2 separate regions of the Homo sapiens genome follow, and region 1 is linked to region 2. Evidence: read pairs that join two places in POLR2A ChIA-PET (ENCODE). Cell type or tissue: HepG2. All regions are shown on one strand. Links, peaks and the distances in the headings refer to the core of each region. The heading gives the core; the rest is flanking DNA. Region 1 holds the start of LOC124909413 (a long non-coding RNA gene). Region 2 holds the start of LOC124909412 (a long non-coding RNA gene).

Region 1 (8,716 bases), core at 394-8,393, 51 kb before region 2:
CTGGCACATGGTAACTTACAAAAAAGCAATTCTAAATCAGTTTTATTATCATTTCTAAATTCTATACAGACAATGTGTTTCTTATGGCCTACATCCTCTGCCTCTGCTGCTTTTTATACCACTGCACACTACCCATGGGAGACCAACTATATCATCCCCACGTAGAGAGGACAAAAATAAAGCTCAGTGAGTGTAAGCATGCTGTGACACAAAATCAAACAGCTTTGGTGAGTGGTAGACTTGGAACTCAAACCCAGGTCTAACTCCAAAGTCCTTTCTTTATCCATGATACCAAGTGAATAATAATACTATAAAATAATATGTGCAATCACTTTAGGCGTTAAAAGTGCTCTCATATTACTGATTTCATTTGATCTTTACTTCAAACCTGTGAGATAGACAGGCAGGCATCATTGTCTATATTCCTAGGTGAGGGGCTGCAAGGGAGCATTGTGTCCCATGGTAACAATCCAAGTGGCAATAGCAGAGATTGAGTCTGCATTTCCTGATTCCTAATACAGGTTTATATCCACTGTGTCGCCGCATGTTGTGCCATTGTTTGTACCCTGTAAATAATAGAAATATGCAACATTTACCTTTCCATCTACCAGCATGCTCCCTCCCCTGAATGGTATTTTTTCCTATTAGCAATTCATTGTTCTCCAAAAGAATTCATTCAAATAGACATACCAGAGCAGAGAGGTTCAGAGCATGAGTTTCAGAGCATGATAAACCTGGGGTTAAATCCATGGTCTGTCAAGTACTGACCATGTGAATTTGGACAACTTACTAACCCTCTATAAACTTGTCTTCTCTTTCATAAAATGGGGTTAATCATATTTACTTCCTAGGGCTAATTATTTGGATAAAGAGGATATCTAAAACCTATTAGAGTGCCGACATGCAGTAAATGACTATACATTAAATTTTCTATTCAGAATATTATTCTTTTATACTAATATTCCCAATATTAGTAAGATTAAATGAATGATATTTTATTTCCTAGTCCTCTGTTTTGTTACCCTATTTATTCTGATTGAAAGAGTCTTGTTATTGGTGATGTCAGAAGAAGAAAGGCCCTATTAATATTTTCAGAACGTGGAATTTTGAATTAATATAAACTGGAAGAGTCCTTTGACAATTGTAAGCTATTCCAAAGTCACATAAAGAATAACAATGGACCTCTCTGTGCAGCATTTTTATGATGCCACATTTTTATTATAACCATATTTTGAATAAGGACATCTATTATTTTAACTACACAAAGCATGCTGCAGTATGATTTGTAATAGTCTTTCTTAGCCTCACCTATGCAGAATTCATTACAAATGAATTTTGAAATGTTCATTTCAATAAGCCATGAAAAAATAAACTTGCACCATGGTGTCATTTGAAAAATATTAGAAACAATGAGCTCTTTGTATATTTATCAGTATTCATATATTTACCCTGGTACAAGAAAATTCCTAAGTTTTCAAAGAGAGAAGCAAGTAGTTGGTCTTTGTAACTGACTAGATTAATGCACTTGTAAGTGCTCAATCCTAGTTTGCTGCCAGCTTCCCCATGCTGGGGTCTCTGAGGGGCTAATAAATAGCTTGCTGCTTAGTAATTCAGGTTCCAAACAAATTGAGAAGTAAGGAAAAGAGTGGTCAGGGAGACCTAAATGTTCCCATTTTTAGAGATCAAGGTGGCTAGAGATAGTAGCTTAGTGTGGCCGACTTACCTCCCCAGTCATGCATGGCAACCCTGGGGTGGGACGGGCCTGCCCACATGAAAGCAGAAAGGAGAGAGCCCAAATAAGCCTTCTGACATGGAGAAAAGAGGAGAACCTCTGCTACCGGCCAGAAGCTTGGTCCCAAAAGGAAGAAAGGAAAGATATGAGCCAAACAGGCCCAGTTTCTTCTTCCCAAATTTTTCAATCAGAAAAATCATTTATTTCCTTCCCCGGGTCCCAAAGTGGTAGGGGACCAAGGGTAAATAGTCACTATTTGGCAGTTATAACCATGTGGCTCCAGAAACTCACAAACAGTAGTTAAAATTTATTTTACAAATTGGGAAATTGAACAAACAAAATTCATAAGCAAAATTATCTTCAGCCAACATCAATGGGCCAATGTGCTACAGATTATGGAGTCACTGGCAGCTTAAGAACACAATACAGTGAGAAGAAATGAGGACTGGAAACTAATATTTATTGAGTATTCTACTGCTGGTCGTCTTACTTCTTTACTTATGAATCTTATCTCAGTGGATGGCATTACCCAGATGCCCAAGCCAGAAATCACAGTGTTACCTTTTCAACACTCCTTCTTTTCCTCACCCTTATGAAATCCATTTCTAGTCTCATCAGTTCTGAAGCCTAATATCTCTCAGCCTTCAAATGCACTTCCCTGCCTTGGGTTCCAACATTTTTTTATTTTTGAGACAGGGTCTTGCTGTGTTGCCCAGGCTGGAGTGCAGTGGCTCGATCTCGGCTCACTGCAACCTCCATCTCCTGGGTTCAGGCAATTCTTGTGCCGCAGGTTCCCGAGTAGCTGGGACTACAGGTACACACCACCACACCCGGCTAGTTTTTTGTATTTTAGTAGAGATGGGGTTTTGCTGTGTTGGCCAGGCTGGTCTCAAACTCCTGACCTCAAGTGATCCACCCACTTGGGCCTCCCAAAGTGCTAGGATTAGAGGCATGAGCCATCATGCCCAGCCCCAACATTTTATAGATAAGGAAATGGAAGCAATGTGACTATTGGCAAAGTATTAAACTCTCAAACGAGGAAGGACAATGAGGAACAGAGCCTGGATTTGAGCTCATGTCTGCCAAATTTTAAATCCAAGCCCAGAACCTCTATTCTGTGTCCCATCCCTTTATTAATATCTCCCCCACAGCACCACTATTACCAACTATTGCATTATCCTTTGAACTGATGTGCTCTAATGATCTATATAACCAATTTTAGAAGCTAGCTTCTTTTTTAAAAAGATAAAAAAGAAAAAGGCTCAAACTGGTACAGATGTTTTCCCAGACCACAGCTCTGGTTAGAAGTAGAGTCAAAATCAGACCTCAAATTTCCTCTTCTTGACTGCTAATCCTGGTTCTTAAGCCATGGAATAGATAAATGAGTTATAATTTGGAAAGTTAGCAATTTAAGAGTTAAATTAGTTAAGGGTTTGAAAATACACTTGGATCATAATTATGCCAACCACTCATTTGAAAAGAATGAGCAGTTTTAACTAGAATTGGGATAGTTTACAGTTGGAAAGGATGCTATAAATCATTAAAATAGGATTCCCTCATTTTATAGGTAATAAAACCAAGGCCCAGAAAGAAAACGTATGATGAGAAGTCCAAACAGCCAAACTCAAACTAAGTCCCAGGACTCCTAGTTTCCAATCCAGGGTTCGTTTTATGACAGCATCTTCCCATTTAGTGCTTATACGGAAATAAGGCAGTAAGTCTAAAGCAAAACAACAATACCAACAGCAGTACAACAACAAAACTCCATTTAGCACGCCTGTTTACATACAAGTGTTTATTCAAATGTGCTGTAACTCTGACAGTGATTTAAAAATGTCTAAGCTTATGGGAAGATAAAATCAGGAAGGAAATTGCAGACAAATCAGATGCTTTCTCGTACATTCTTTTAAACTCAGAGAATTGCAGTCTTCTATAGGTAGAAAACTTAGGCAATAGTTTTTTAATACAAAAAAAAAATATCAGAAACAAGGAATATAGACCAGGTGCTGAAGGGCAGGGTTTAAATGAATTTACCCACTAACGTTCACTTTACTAATTTTCCTAAATGAGCTTTTTCCTCTACAGAGTCTAAACAGAGTGTCTGGGTCTGTTTTCCCCATGTGTACATAGCCAAGTTGCCATTTTCTGGCAAACAACCTTTGGACAGGAAAGGCCTTCTCTCCTTGAAGGCCCATAACCTGCACAAACACAGCATCATCCAGTTCAGGAGCTTGAGTCTATAATCCTAACAAAGTCAAGTGGACATGCAAACACTCTTTCCATCCTCATATGAATGTTTGAATGAGTCATGGAAAATTAGAGCGTCAAATGTGTTTCCCAGCTGATTTCAAGCCTGTGATAGTTTTGTAGGCCCATTCCTGGGCATAAAAATCAAGGGCCCAACTGCCAGAGAGAATAGAAGGCTGATATACCAGTAAGTCTTCTATGCACCAGGATAGACTTTAAACCGTACCCCCACACATAAAAGCTAAATTTACCTGGGTTGTGGTGATAAGGGAACACATAAAATAAAAGAAGGTAGTCACCTAATCCTAGTTTTGTTTGTTTGTTTGTTTCTGAATCCTGCAACAATATCAGACCAAACTTGGGTTGGAAAGGCTTTAGCTGGCTATTATTTTCATCAGACTCCTCAAGGCCATCTCAAACTATAATGACAAGAAGAAAAAGAAAAATGGTCAAATTATATGTTGAGATTCCTAAATCCTTTGGTATCATTGCTTCATTTATAAAAAGAAAAAACTATACAAATATTTATAATCTGTAATTGTAATACCATGACCTACTGGAGGAGGGATAAAGAAATTCTAGATTCCATTTCCATAAAACCCTGCTAAGTGTCTCATTTAAGTAAACCAAGTCTATGTTTTCATTAATTATCTCTTATTTTTATTTACTTTTTTGGTGATCAACCCCATTGAGCTGATCACATAATTCATACAAATGGAGCTTTAAGATGGCTCCCTTCCTGCCTCTCTCTAATCAGATTGTCCTTCTTCATTCCTTCCTGAATAGAAATTCTAAGCACCCCGACCCTCATGTAAACTTGTGTGCCTGTCCTTCCTACAGATCCTCCCACTATCACAGAATCCAAGAGCAATGAAGCCACCACAGGACGACAAGCTTCACTCAAATGTGAGGCCTCGGCAGTGCCTGCACCTGACTTTGAGTGGTACCGGGATGACACTAGGTATGTGCCAAACCTACCATCCCCCATGACTCCACTGCATGGGCCTGGGGACACCAGAATCCCCACAACAAAGCCAAAGCCAAGCCAGTTGTAATTATGTAGAACTATATTCTCACACTCTTCCTTTTTAGTATCTCTTATCAAATTCTTTGGGGCCTGTAGCTCTTAAGCTGAAGCCCAAAAGCAGTCAGGTAAAATATAAAAACGGTTCAATGGGTAGCTTTCACCTGCATGTCTTTCTTGCCTATAACAGAAACTCAAACCCATTCCCTAGTTTTCTCTGTTGATGGACATTGATTCTGATAATATGGCATTGCACAGTTAAAATAGGAATTGGGCATGGAACAACAAACTCTAGCTACTTCCTTTCTCTCCTTTTCCTCCAGTGTCAGGATGGGGAAAGAATTCCTAAGCTAAAATCTTCACCAGTGATCCTTTCTATTCTTCTGTTTTTGAACTCTTAGGATAAATAGTGCCAATGGCCTTGAGATTAAGAGCACGGAGGGCCAGTCTTCCCTGACGGTGACCAACGTCACTGAGGAGCACTACGGCAACTACACCTGTGTGGCTGCCAACAAGCTGGGGGTCACCAATGCCAGCCTAGTCCTTTTCAGTAAGTATGCCAAAGCAGGGCCCAACTTGATGGAATTAAATTGACTTTTCACATGAAAAACGTGAAAACCATTCCCTTAGCTATTAAAAGTTCACTTAAAAACAAATAAGGATATATGCACTGAAACAAAAATACAGGGTTCTCAACTCCTGTGCATAGCAGAGATTTATAAATGGAACAACTTCTCTCTATAGTCTTTCTTACTTCTGATAACTGCCTTGTTGTTTGTTTTTCTTCGTTTTTGTTTTTTGTTTTTTCCTGGTTAGTTAAATGAAATAATATGCAGAGAACACAAGTCTCTTTGGCAGTGGTCCTTTAAGAAGCAGAGGTGATGTAAAAGCCTGGAAATGGATAACAGTGTTTTTTGTTTTTTGTTTTGAAGGCAGTGATAAGAGTGATTGAGGAAGAAATATTCAGTGAGAATAGATAAGGTGCTGAGAGAAGGGAGAGGCTGGAAAAAGAAAGTATATTTTTAACAACACAAGAGGAAGGGTGGAATAAATGATAAAAACATAATGTAAAATCTAAAGGAGGAAAAATGGTTGCAGAAAGCTTTCTGTATGACAGTAAGAGACATTACTTTTCTGATATATTTTTGGAACAGAGATGGAATGGTAGGAAAGAGGAACATTTCTGAAGACCAGAGAAGATCCTGAAAGTAGAACAAGGGGAGAATGGTCATTCTAAAGACACTGATGTTAATAGGAGACCCCATCTTGGAGTCCTGCTCTTTAGCAGCAAGTTAGAGTCAAGTCTCTAACACCCTGCCTTGTTGGGCAGGTGACTATGAGCACAGAAGCAGATGCCGATGCCCTCTGAGAAACAGAAGGATGCTAAATGGAGTCACAGGAAAATGATAACATCTGGAATAGAGACACATTTGTCAGAATAAGCAAAACAAACCGAAAAGTTAGCCCATGCTGAATCAGAAAGTTCATTTGGACTAAAGGGAAAAGTCTAAAAAAAGTACTGTTATTATTTTGGAATAACAAACCACTAAGTTTTTTTTTTCTGCACAGATTCTATTGGAAAAACTGGAAATACTATGACCAGAAGAAATGTTTCTATCTTGCTATATTCCATTTAGATGAGCCTTCAAGAAAAAAATATTTTTAGAAAAAAAATCAATTTAAGTGAGAGTTCTCTTGAAATGTAGTGTTAAAGCCATTTTAAAACTCTTTAAGATCCAACTCCGTTTATAAAAACAACCACAAATGACTCTAACTTCGGCCTTTAGTTTCTCATTTGTAACTCTCATTGACTTCAGTCTGTGACAGTTTGATGAGATACAGTTATACAAATGCTGCCTCCATATGAAGTTTAAAATTCACAACATGTTTACTTGTCTCCAAAGACCAAACATAAGTATTCTTTGCCTCAACTAGAGACATCAATATCCCTAAGACGCTTGAGAATATACTTCTTAAGAACTGTAGTTACTTGATTCATTCCTAACATTAAGGATTCCATAAATGGCAGCGGGAGAGGGGGGGTGCGGGGGGAACCAGCCTCAACTGGGAATTTAAGATTTACCAAATCTGAGTTGACCTGGTTAAGCAGAACAACATTCACTTAAAAACTTAAAAAGAAGGTTGTATAGAGATTAGTAAAGAGAAGATAGAACAATTGGATGAGTTACAGAAAGCAAGCAATTACATATTTGCATTAAAGTATATTTTCTTTCTATTTAACCTAGACTAAGAACTATGCTAATGATATATTTCAAATAATAAATAAAATATCATCTATAGCCTGAGAGAGAGGAAAAAGAAAGAGGTTAGAAGGATGGAATACTTGAGGGAGAAGGGAAAGTGAGCATAGAGTTGGTCAAAGGCAATGAGATACTGCTCGTGGTCATGGAAGGTAACATCACGCCCTACAATACCAATGCCCTATAACAGAAGTCCATTTAAAGGACTTAACCCAGAAAAATTGAGAAATGTCAAGAATCTTACAGAGCTTCTGTTTGTATACTGAGAATCAGGGAATGATCAGACAAGTGTATCCTATCACACTGCCCTTTATGATTTAGTAGAAGTCACCCTCCATTATACATTTGAGGATTGTGTGGTGCAGTGATTAATGATGTACTTCCTGGTGGTCCCACATAGGCACTACCATAGTTGTGTCTTTGGCAGCATGCAGAGGCACCACATGCATCAGCATTTGGTTTAGAATAGATGTCCCACTTTTATGGGAAAGTTAGGAGGTATAACACTTACTGAAAAAATAGAATATGAAAGATCATTAAGCTTTGAGGCAAAAAGGAACTATTCAAATTGCAGAATATTGGTGAATCTATTGCACTATTTCTTAGATCCAAGGCCTAAGAACAAACATTTTGGGGGAGAAGCTCTCCTTCTGTTGTAGCAGGAATGACACTCCCTCCACCCATCCACCCACCCACCACCAGTTAGTTTTGGGAGGTCTATTGTTACAACCTGCATAGCTAGAACTTTATATTTCACAGAGTTCTAAAAGAAAAGAAAGGAAAAGAGAGGGAGGGAGATAAAAGCAAGGAAAAAAGGAAGGAAGGAAGGAAGGAAGGAAGGAAGGAAGGAAGGAAGGAAGGAAGGAAGGAAAGAAAGAAGGAAGGAAGGAAGGAAAGAAGGAAGGGAGGGAGGGAGGGAAGGAGGGAAAAGATAACAGTACACGTGTGGGTCAATTGTCTATTACTTACATTCAAATAAATGGGATTAATTGGAAAAGGAAGACACTGTGCAAGTGTCAGCAGAGGTAATTTTCCACAGAACAGAGTCAGGAGGGGAGAAATGCTTGGGGGCAGGTGTCTGTGGCCACGGCCCTGACGGAAGCACTGTGTGGGCAGCGGGGTGCTCTGCTGACCAAGCCAATCCAGAGAAGAACAGGCAGCTCGTGAGCCTCTGCCAGCCAGCGGCAGCAGCAGGTAGAGACCCAGAGCCAGAGCCCCTGAAGAGTTGGCGATTATTCATCTTCATTGGTGTGTCAGCGCATTTTCAGCCGTATCCACCACAGTGATGAGCTGACTTTTCACACAGTGTAAACTTGCAGTCACATGCATACATACACTTCCCCACTCTCTATTCAAATACTGATCTCCAGAGGGGTCAAAATCATGGAATGAGGGTGTAAGAATACATTGTATTCATAGTAAATTTTTCCTGAGCTGGTGGAAGCATTCCTT
Region 2 (8,716 bases), core at 274-8,273:
TTATCTGCTTCCCTGACTATTCCTGGACTACAGCTATATCTCATTGCTGCCCTTCTTCCCAATCCAAAGCCTCCTTTGCGTCCTCCTCTTGTATCCCCCCCACCTTAACCCACAAGTATAAGATACCTCTACTCCCTCCTTGGCGACCCATCATGCACCCCTTACCATCTCATTAAAACCTAATCACCCTTACCCCACTCAACGCCAATATCCCATCCCGCAGCACGCTTTAAAAAGATTAAAGCCTGTTATCACTCACCTGCTATAGCATGGCCTTTTAAACCCTATAAACTCTCCTTACAATTCCCCCATTTTACCTGTCCTAAAACCAGACAAGCCTTACAAGTTAGTTCAGGATCTGCGCCTTATCAGCCAAATTGTTTTGCCTATCCACCCCATGCTGCCAAACCCATATACTCTCCTATCCTCAATACCTGCCTCTACAACCCATTATTCTGTTCTGGATCTCAAACATGCTTTCTTTACTATTCCTTTGCACCCTTAATCCCAGCCTCTCTTCGCTTTCACTTGGACTGACCCTGACACCCATCAGGCTCAGCAAATTACCTAGGCTGTACTGCCGCAAAGCTTCACAGACAGCCCCCATTACTTCAATCAAGCCCAAATTTCTTCCTCATCTGTTACCTATCTCGGCATAATTCTCATAAAAACACACGTGCTCTCCCTGCCAATCGTGTCCAACTGATCTCTCAAACCCCAGCACCTTCTACAAAACAACTCCTTTCCTTCCTAGCCATGGTTAGTGTGGTCAGAATTCTTACACAAGAGCCAGGACCGCACCCTGTAGCCTTTCTGTCCAAACAACTTGACCTTACTGTTTTAGCCTAGGCCTCATGTCTGTGTGCAGCGGCTGCCGCTGCTTTAATACTTTTAGAGGCCCTCAAAATCACAAACTATGCTCAACTCACTCTCTACAGTTCTCATAACTTCCAAAATCTAATTTCTTCCTCATACCTGACGCATATACTTTCTGCTTCCCGGATCCTTCAGCTACACTCACTCTTTGTTGAGTCTCCCACAATTAACATTGTTCCTGGCCCGGACTTCAATCTGGCCTCCCACATTATTCCTGATACCACACCTGACCCCCATGACTGTATCTCTCTGATCCACCTGACATTCACCCCATTTCCCCAAATTTCCTTCTTTCCTGTTCCTCACCCTGATCACGCTTGATTTATTGATGGTGGTTCCACCAGGCCTAATCGCCACACACCAGCAAAGGCAGGTTATGCTATAGTACAAGCCACTAGCCCGCCTCTTAGAACCTCTCATTTCCTTTCCATCATGGAAATCTAACCTCAAGGAAATAACTTCTCAGTGTTCCACCTGCTGTTCTACTAATCCTCAGGGATTACTCAAGCCCCCTCCCTTCCTTACACATCAAGCTCGAGGATTTGCCCCCACCTAGGACTGGCAAATTAGCTTTACTCAACATGCCCGAGTCAGGAAACTAAAATACCTCTTAGTCTAAATAAACACTTTCACTGAATAAGTAAAGGCCTTTCCTACAGGGTCTGAGAAGGCCACCGCAGTCATTTATTCCCTTCTGTCAGACATAATTCCTCAGTTTAGCCTTCCCACCTCTATAAAGTCTGATAACAGACCAGCCTTTATTAGTCAAATCAGCCAAGCAGGTTTTCAGGCTGTTAGTATTCAGTGAAACCTTTATATCCCTTACGGTCCTCCGTCTTCAAGAAAAGCAGAACGGACTAAAGGTCTTTTAAAAATACACCTCACCAAGCTCAGCCACCAACTTAAAAAGGACTGGACAATACTTTTACCACTTTCCCTTCTCAGAATTCAGGCCTGTCCTCGGAATGCTACAAGGTACAGCCCATTTAAGCTCCCGTATAGATGCTCCTTTTTATTAGGCCCCAGTCTCATTCCAGACACCAGACCAACTTAGACTGTGCCCCAAAAAAACTTGTCATCCCTACTATCTTCTGTCTAGTCATACTCCTATTCACCGTTCTCAACTACTCATACATGCCCTGCTCTTGTTTACACTGCTGGTTTACACTGTTTTTCCAAGCCATCACAGCTGATATCTCCTGGTGCTATCCCCAAACTGCCACTCTTAACTCTTGAAGTAAATAAATAATCTTTGCTGGCAGGACTATGCTGAATCTCCTTAGGCACTCTCTAATCAGATATCCTGAGTCGTCCCAATTCTTAGACCTTTTATACCTGCTTTTTTCCTTCTGTTATTCCATTTAGTTTCTCAATTCATCCAAAACCGTATCCAGGCCATCACCAATCATTCTATACGACAAATGTTTCTTCTAACATCCCCACAATACCACCCCTTACCACAAGACCTCCCTTCAGCTTAATCTCTCCCACTCTAGGTTCCCACGCCACCCCTAATCCCGCTCGAAGCAGCCCTGAGAAACATCGCCCATTCTCTCTCCATACCACCCCCCAAAAAATTTCGCTGCCCCAACACTTCAACACTATTTTGTATTATTTTTCTTATTAATATAAGAAGGCAGGAATGTCAGGCCTCTGAGCCCAAGCCAAACCATCGCATCCCCTGTGACTTGCACGTATAGGCCCAGATGGCCTGAAGTAACTGAAGAATCACAAAAGAAGTGAATATGCTCTGCCCCACCTTAACTGATGACATTCCACCACAAAAGAAGTGTAAATGGCTGGTCCTTGCCTTAAGTGATGACATTACCTTGTGAAAGTCCTTTTCCTGGCTCATCCTGGCTCAAAAACACCCCCACTGAGCACCTTGCGACCCCCACTCATGCCCACCAGAAAACAAACCCCCTTTGACTGTAATTTTCCTTTACCTACCCAAATCCTATAAAACGGCCCCACCCTTATCTCCCTTCGCTGACTCTCTTTTCGGACTCAGCCCGCCTGCACCCAGGTGAAATAAACAGCCATGTTGCTCACACAAAGCCTGTTTGGTGGTCTCTTCACACGGACGCGCATGAAACCTATAAGCCCAAGACTGAAGTCTTACTGGTTGTTGCTATGAAGAGGAAATGAATTTCTCTTCACTTTCCTTTTTAAATTATTCTCTACTCTTCTCCAGACTGGCTACTGGCCAATTGGGATATCCTTTTATCAGTCAAAGCTATGTCCTGGTCAATGGATTTCAAACTGTTGAGGATCTATGGTGAGCACTGGGGACTGTGTCTGAGAACGTTCATTGAGGGACATCTTCTAACTCACCTTTTACAAACCCAACCATTCTCAGGTGCTACCAGAGAATGTAAGGTGCTGCTGATTTGCCACGTGCTTTTAAAACAAGGAAGGTTATTATTAACTCACACGATCACAAGGTCCCACAACAGGCCAACTGCAGGCTGAGGAGCAAGGAGAGCCAGTCCAAGTTCCAAAACTGAAGAACTTGGAGTCTGATGTTCAAGGTCAGGAAGCATCCAGCATGAGAGAAAGAGGTAGGCTGGGAGGCTAGGCCAGTCTCTCTTTTCACATTTTTCTGCCTGCTTATATTCTAGCTGCACTGGTAGCTGATTAGATTGTGCCCACTCAGATAAAGGGTGGGTCTGCCTTTCCCAGCCCACTGACTCACATGTTAATCTCCTTTGGCAACACCCTCACAGACACACCCAGATCAATATTCTGTATCTTTCAATCCAATCAAGTTGACACTCAGTATTAACCATCACAGGAAGTATACAAATTTGACTTAGCCTTGTTATCTTTACTTACTATCTTTATCGTTTTACCTGCTCACCCTGCCCCTGCCTGGTTTCCTAGGTCAAATTAGGAATTAATCTTACAGCAAAGACCCCCTATTTCAAAAACAGACAAACAAAAAACCTCTGTCTCAGTTTCTGCCTGCCCAAAAGAGATGTTTCTACTAGTCAGAACAAACATCAGAGATGGACTTTGATCAGAAACTCAGGAAGTGGGAGAGGATGCAGGTCAGGTTAAGAGAAATAGTGCAGTTCCAACCCTGGGCAGCCCTAAGTAAGAGTCATCAGAAGCTTCCAGGCAATTGTCACTGAAAAATAAGTGCTATAGCACTACCTCAGCTGCTGCAACCACAGACCTCATTCAGAAATCTTTATTGTATTAACCCTTGTGTGTCCGGAATTGGTGGGTTCTTGGTCTCACTGACTTCAAGAATGAAGCCTGGGACACTCACGGGTGAGTGTTACAGCTCTTAAGGTGGTGCGTCTGGAGTTTGTTTCTTCTGATGTTCGGATGTGTTCTGAGTTTCTTTCTGGTGGGTTCGTGGTCTCGCTGGCTCAGGAGTGAAGCTGCAGACCTTCGCGGTGAGTGTTACAGCTCTTAAGGCGGCGCGTCTGGAGTTGTTCCTTCCTCCCGGTGGGCTCGTGGTCTCGCTGGCTTCGGGAGTGAAGCTGCAGACCTTCGAGTGAGTGTTGCAGACCTTCGAGTGAGTGTTACAGCTCTTAAGGTGGCGCGTCTGGAGTTGTTCGTTCCTCCCGGTGGGCTCGTGGTCTCGCTGGCTTCAGCAGTGAAGCTGCAGACCTTCGCGGTGTTACAGCTCATAAAAGCAAAAAGATGGGACTGGGGCACCTTGGAGCAGGGGGCGGCGCTCATCGGGGAGGCTCGGGACGCACAGGAGCCCACGGAGGGGGTGGGAGGCTCAGGCATGGCGGGCTGCAGGTCCAGAGACCTGCCCCGCGGGAAGGCAGCTAAGGCCCGGCGAGAAATCGAGCGCAGCGCCGGTGGGCTGGCACTGCTGGGGGACCCAGTACACCCTCCGCAACTGCTGGCCCGGGTGCTAAGCCCCTCATTTCCCGGGGCTGGCAGGGCCGGCCGGCTGCTCCGAGTGCGGGGTCCGCCAAGCCCACGCCCACCCGGAACTCCAGCTGGCCCGCAAGCGCCGGGCGCAGCCGGGGTTCCAGCTCGCGCCTCTCCCTCCACACCTCCCTGCAAGCAGAGGGAGCCGGCTCCGGCCTTGGCCAGCCCAGAAAGGGGCTCCCACAGTGCAGCATGGGCTGAAGGGCTCCACAAGTGCTGCCAAAGTGGGAGCCCGGGCAGAGGAGGAGCAGAGAGCGAGCGAGGGCTGTGAGGACTGACAGCACGCTGTCACCTCTCACTTGGACTTTAAGTCCTTGGACTATGAACATTCCTATTTTCTGTCTCTTAGACAATTAACTCAACCTGCACTTACTATTCTTAATATATAAACCCCAGGCTCTATATTAACAATCATGAGATTACAGAGCCTTCAAGCAGCATTGATTTACCCAGATATATTAATATTTGGGCCAATTCTCAAAGAAAAACAAACATATTTTCCAGAATCAAGACAACTCACCAGAAAAAGGACTGAGAACTCCTTCTGGATGAAGATACTTCCTAGGTGCAAGAGAGTTGAGTTGTACGTTTGAAAAAGCTCATTATAACCATGCTCCCCAGGTCTAGACAGCCCCTCTTCACTTAGCCCTTCCCCACCAGCTACACTGCCCTGAACCTACCAGGCCTGATGAGTCATGTAGCCCAGCCAAGAAGTGAGTCAAGGGGAGACATGAGTCATAGACATTCAATACACATGGCACTCCCAAGACACAAAGACTTTTCTACGTAAACCTCACTCTCACTGCATATCCATGTTCTAAGACTTGGAGAATCTGTCTCAGGGTACAACCGGTGACACAATGTGGAAGGACACTGAGCTCTTGCTATGCATCTATTACTTCTTTGTTTCACAAACTCCATTTTCCAGCGATAAAGCCTAAACCAGCCTTCTTATTGTTGTTCTGAAAAGATAAAGTATTTATTCTTAAATATCAACATCCTGGTATTTTTTTCCTTTTCAGTCTTAATTTGCGATAGTATAATGATACTTTCAGGAAGACAAAATATTTGTTTACCAACTAGTTGGACTGTCAAGGATCCTACTTACCCAATTCTGTCTTATACCCTAAATGAATATTTAAAAGAAATGACAAATGAGAACAAAAGAGAGTTAGTCTCCAAGTACGGTTGGTGTTAATAATACAGGCATGCGGCCTCAGGGCTGCTGTGAACAGAAACTGTATCGGCCTTCTCTGTTTAAAACAACATACACAGGCAATAAGTTTCTTACCTTCCCAAAGTCCTTTCGAAAATAAAAAGTAATAGAGCCAGAAGTTAAAAAAAAAATCTTGGTGGTTATAATCACTGTTTTCATTAACATTTTAAATGGTTATTCTTAATGATTCATTTAACTAAAGCTAGCTTATCCATGGGAAGAGAATATAGCCATTAAGATCGGCATCTGTTGCACAAACTGAGGCTTCGCATTCAGTGATGCATGATTATAACACCAAGAATATTACATGCTAACAGCAGACTCATTAGCATTAATTGCTGCATTTAGTCCCACTTAAAACCTCCTATATCTGTAACATTTGCTAAATATATCATTCTTTCTGAAGTAAAGACACCCTACAATACTATTACCTAAGTAACAATGGAACTGATTTGAGATGGGCATGTGTATTGTAGTGAGGACAAGAAAAGAAAGTAATGCTGATAACCCTGGACAAACAATTTGATGCTAGAAAGCTGCCACTTGTTGACATGGTGCAAAACTCAACTTGGAAAGGGAAGGTCATTGAGAAGTGTGTGGCAGCTACAGATACAAGGCTGCTTCACAATAGTTAACAGGTTTTTCTACGTGAATAATGGAACAGACCCTGGAGAGGTGTGAAAACACAGATGCCTGGGCTGTGCATTCAACTCACTTGGTCATTCTGAAATCTTCATGAAGGAACTGCTGGGCGCCAGGCACCATGCCAGTTCACTTGCTCCCTGAGGGCCAGCGCCTGTCTTTATGGAGCTTATGTCTGGCTAGGAAGGCAAATATTTAATGAAGATTTATAAGTCAATCTTTTCATGATACAAATAAAGTACTTTAATGACCCTTTCACTGTCCTGCCATTTTGTCAAACATATTATGCCTGGAGCTGGGTCTAGGTGGAACTGGGGTCACTAAAACACGGGACTCTGAACACCCTCTATGAATCAATAGGGTAGCTTCTCAGAACCCTTTACCATGGGTGATGTCCCAATCCCTCCTTTTCCTTTAAGCTATTTGATTCTGAACTGTACTTCCTGCTAATCTCTGAACATCTCTCTCTCTCTCTCACACACACATGCACGCAAACACGCACACACACACACACACACATTGGCTTTAGACTCCACACTGTCCTCCATCATTATTCCCCCTGGAATTCTCCCCACTTAGTAACTGTCACTAAAAAACAAATGAGTTTAGCGTTTCAGCTACTCTCTTGTCAACACACAGCCCATTTACTCATTCATTACCCAAATATTTGTGGGTTCTTATTATTTGGCTGGCACTGAGCTAGGGGCTGGGACACTATGGTGATTGAAGGTGAATACTGTTTTTGTCTTCATTGCTACCAGCTTACTCAGACTTCAGGTTGAGAAGAATGTGTTTGAAAATGTGTAAGTGAGATGAAATTATGCCAACAAGTCAGCATTGCATATTGAAAGAAATGACTAAGACTCGAGTATGTGGTATATCAAGGGATTGCTTTAATGGAAAGGAGATGATAGATCTGCAAAGGAAAGTATATGAATGCTTTTTCTATCTTCACAGAAGGCTAAAGCTCTATAACCATTGAAAGCTGGCTGGGGGAAAAGAAGAAGAGGCAAAAAGATCAACTGAAGAATAAACTGCTGTCATTGGCACAAAAGAATACCACAAAGATTATTTACAAAACTCGAATCAGGAGTAGAACAGACCTCCATGTGGAAGTTCAATTATGCTAAGAGGAAAGAGGAAAGGGGAAGAGTTTACAGAAATAAATTAATGATGATGATAAACTATTTTCAAGCCCTTACATTTTTTTTTTTTATGGAGTTTCGCTCTGTCACCCATGCTGGAGTGCAATGGCATGATCTCAGCTCTCTGCAATCTCCACCTCCCTGATTCAAGCAATTCTCCTGCCACAGCCTCCCGAGCAGCTGGGATTACAGGCATGTGCCACCACGCCTGGCTAATTTTGTATTTTTAGTACAGACGGTGTTTTGCCATGTTGGTCAGGCTGGTCTCGAACTCCTGACCTCAGGTGATCCACCTGCCTTGGCCTCCCAAAGTGCTGAGATTACAGGTGTGAGCCACCGTGCAGGGCCCAAGCCCTCTCATTTTATATGTATTATTTTCCTTAATCTTCATATGAATTCTGTTTGTTGTTTATATTATTAGTCCTATTTTACATAAAAGAAAATGGATCTTTTAAAATTAATTACTCTAGGAAGTGCTATGGTTCGAATCTATTCCCCCAAAGGCACGTGTTGGAAACTTAATCCCCAAAGTAACAGTGTTGGGAGGTGGGGCCTAATGAGAAGTGATTAGGTCATGAGGGTGAATGGATTAGTGCAGTTTTCATGGAGAGGGTTGGTTATAAAAGGAGGATGATGCAGCAAGAAGGCCCTTGCCAGGTGCAGCTCCTCAGTCTTGGACTTCCCAGCCTTCACAACCATAAGCCAAAAAATGTCTGTTCATTAACAAAATTGGCTAAGACAAGAAGTAAATGGACTGAAATTCAAACTCAGATCTGTCTGCCTTTACAGACATTGCTCTTAAACACTACATTAGCTCCCAAACACTAAGAAAAGTTGCCAGTCAGAAGATTATAAAAATGCTATGCAACGAAGCAGTACATATCATTTCACAGAACTTCTTCATACAGCTATCTTAGGCAACCGAATACTAACAATTACA

What was found. Peaks named below come from ENCODE experiments on the same cell type or tissue, not always from the same donor. Only the 100,000 strongest peaks of a DNase experiment are listed, where the experiment ranks them.
Region 1: POLR2A ChIA-PET joins it to region 2 with 15 read pairs; 4 of 35 experiments call an interaction of 5 or more read pairs at or near these places.

Annotation. Positions count from the first base shown.
Region 1 is chr3:115,838,682-115,847,397 of GRCh38, reverse strand. It overlaps LSAMP (limbic system associated membrane protein), which reads left to right. Exons shown (of 7, transcript NM_002338.5): 5 at 4,820-4,940; 6 at 5,405-5,553. The region is part of intron 1 of LOC124906269 (a long non-coding RNA gene); the gene reads right to left. It overlaps LOC124909413 (a long non-coding RNA gene), which reads right to left and starts at 4,826. Exons shown (of 2, transcript XR_007096013.1): 1 at 4,279-4,826; 2 at 1-566. In HepG2, for the core only: no CTCF peak of the experiment used is centred there; a DNase peak (open chromatin) is centred at 3,947.
Region 2 is chr3:115,787,736-115,796,451 of GRCh38, reverse strand. LOC124909412 (a long non-coding RNA gene) reads left to right here and starts at 3,949. Exons shown (of 2, transcript XR_007096012.1): 1 at 3,949-4,152; 2 at 7,589-7,818. LOC124906269 (a long non-coding RNA gene) reads right to left here and starts at 5,351. Exons shown (of 3, transcript XR_007096010.1): 1 at 5,294-5,351. RefSeq lists enhancers at 27-965, 1,105-1,606, 1,768-2,292, 2,293-2,818, 2,819-3,344 and 1 more. In HepG2, for the core only: no CTCF peak of the experiment used is centred there; DNase peaks (open chromatin) are centred at 3,901, 5,051, 5,491 and 7,321; H3K4me3 peaks cover 2,683 bases.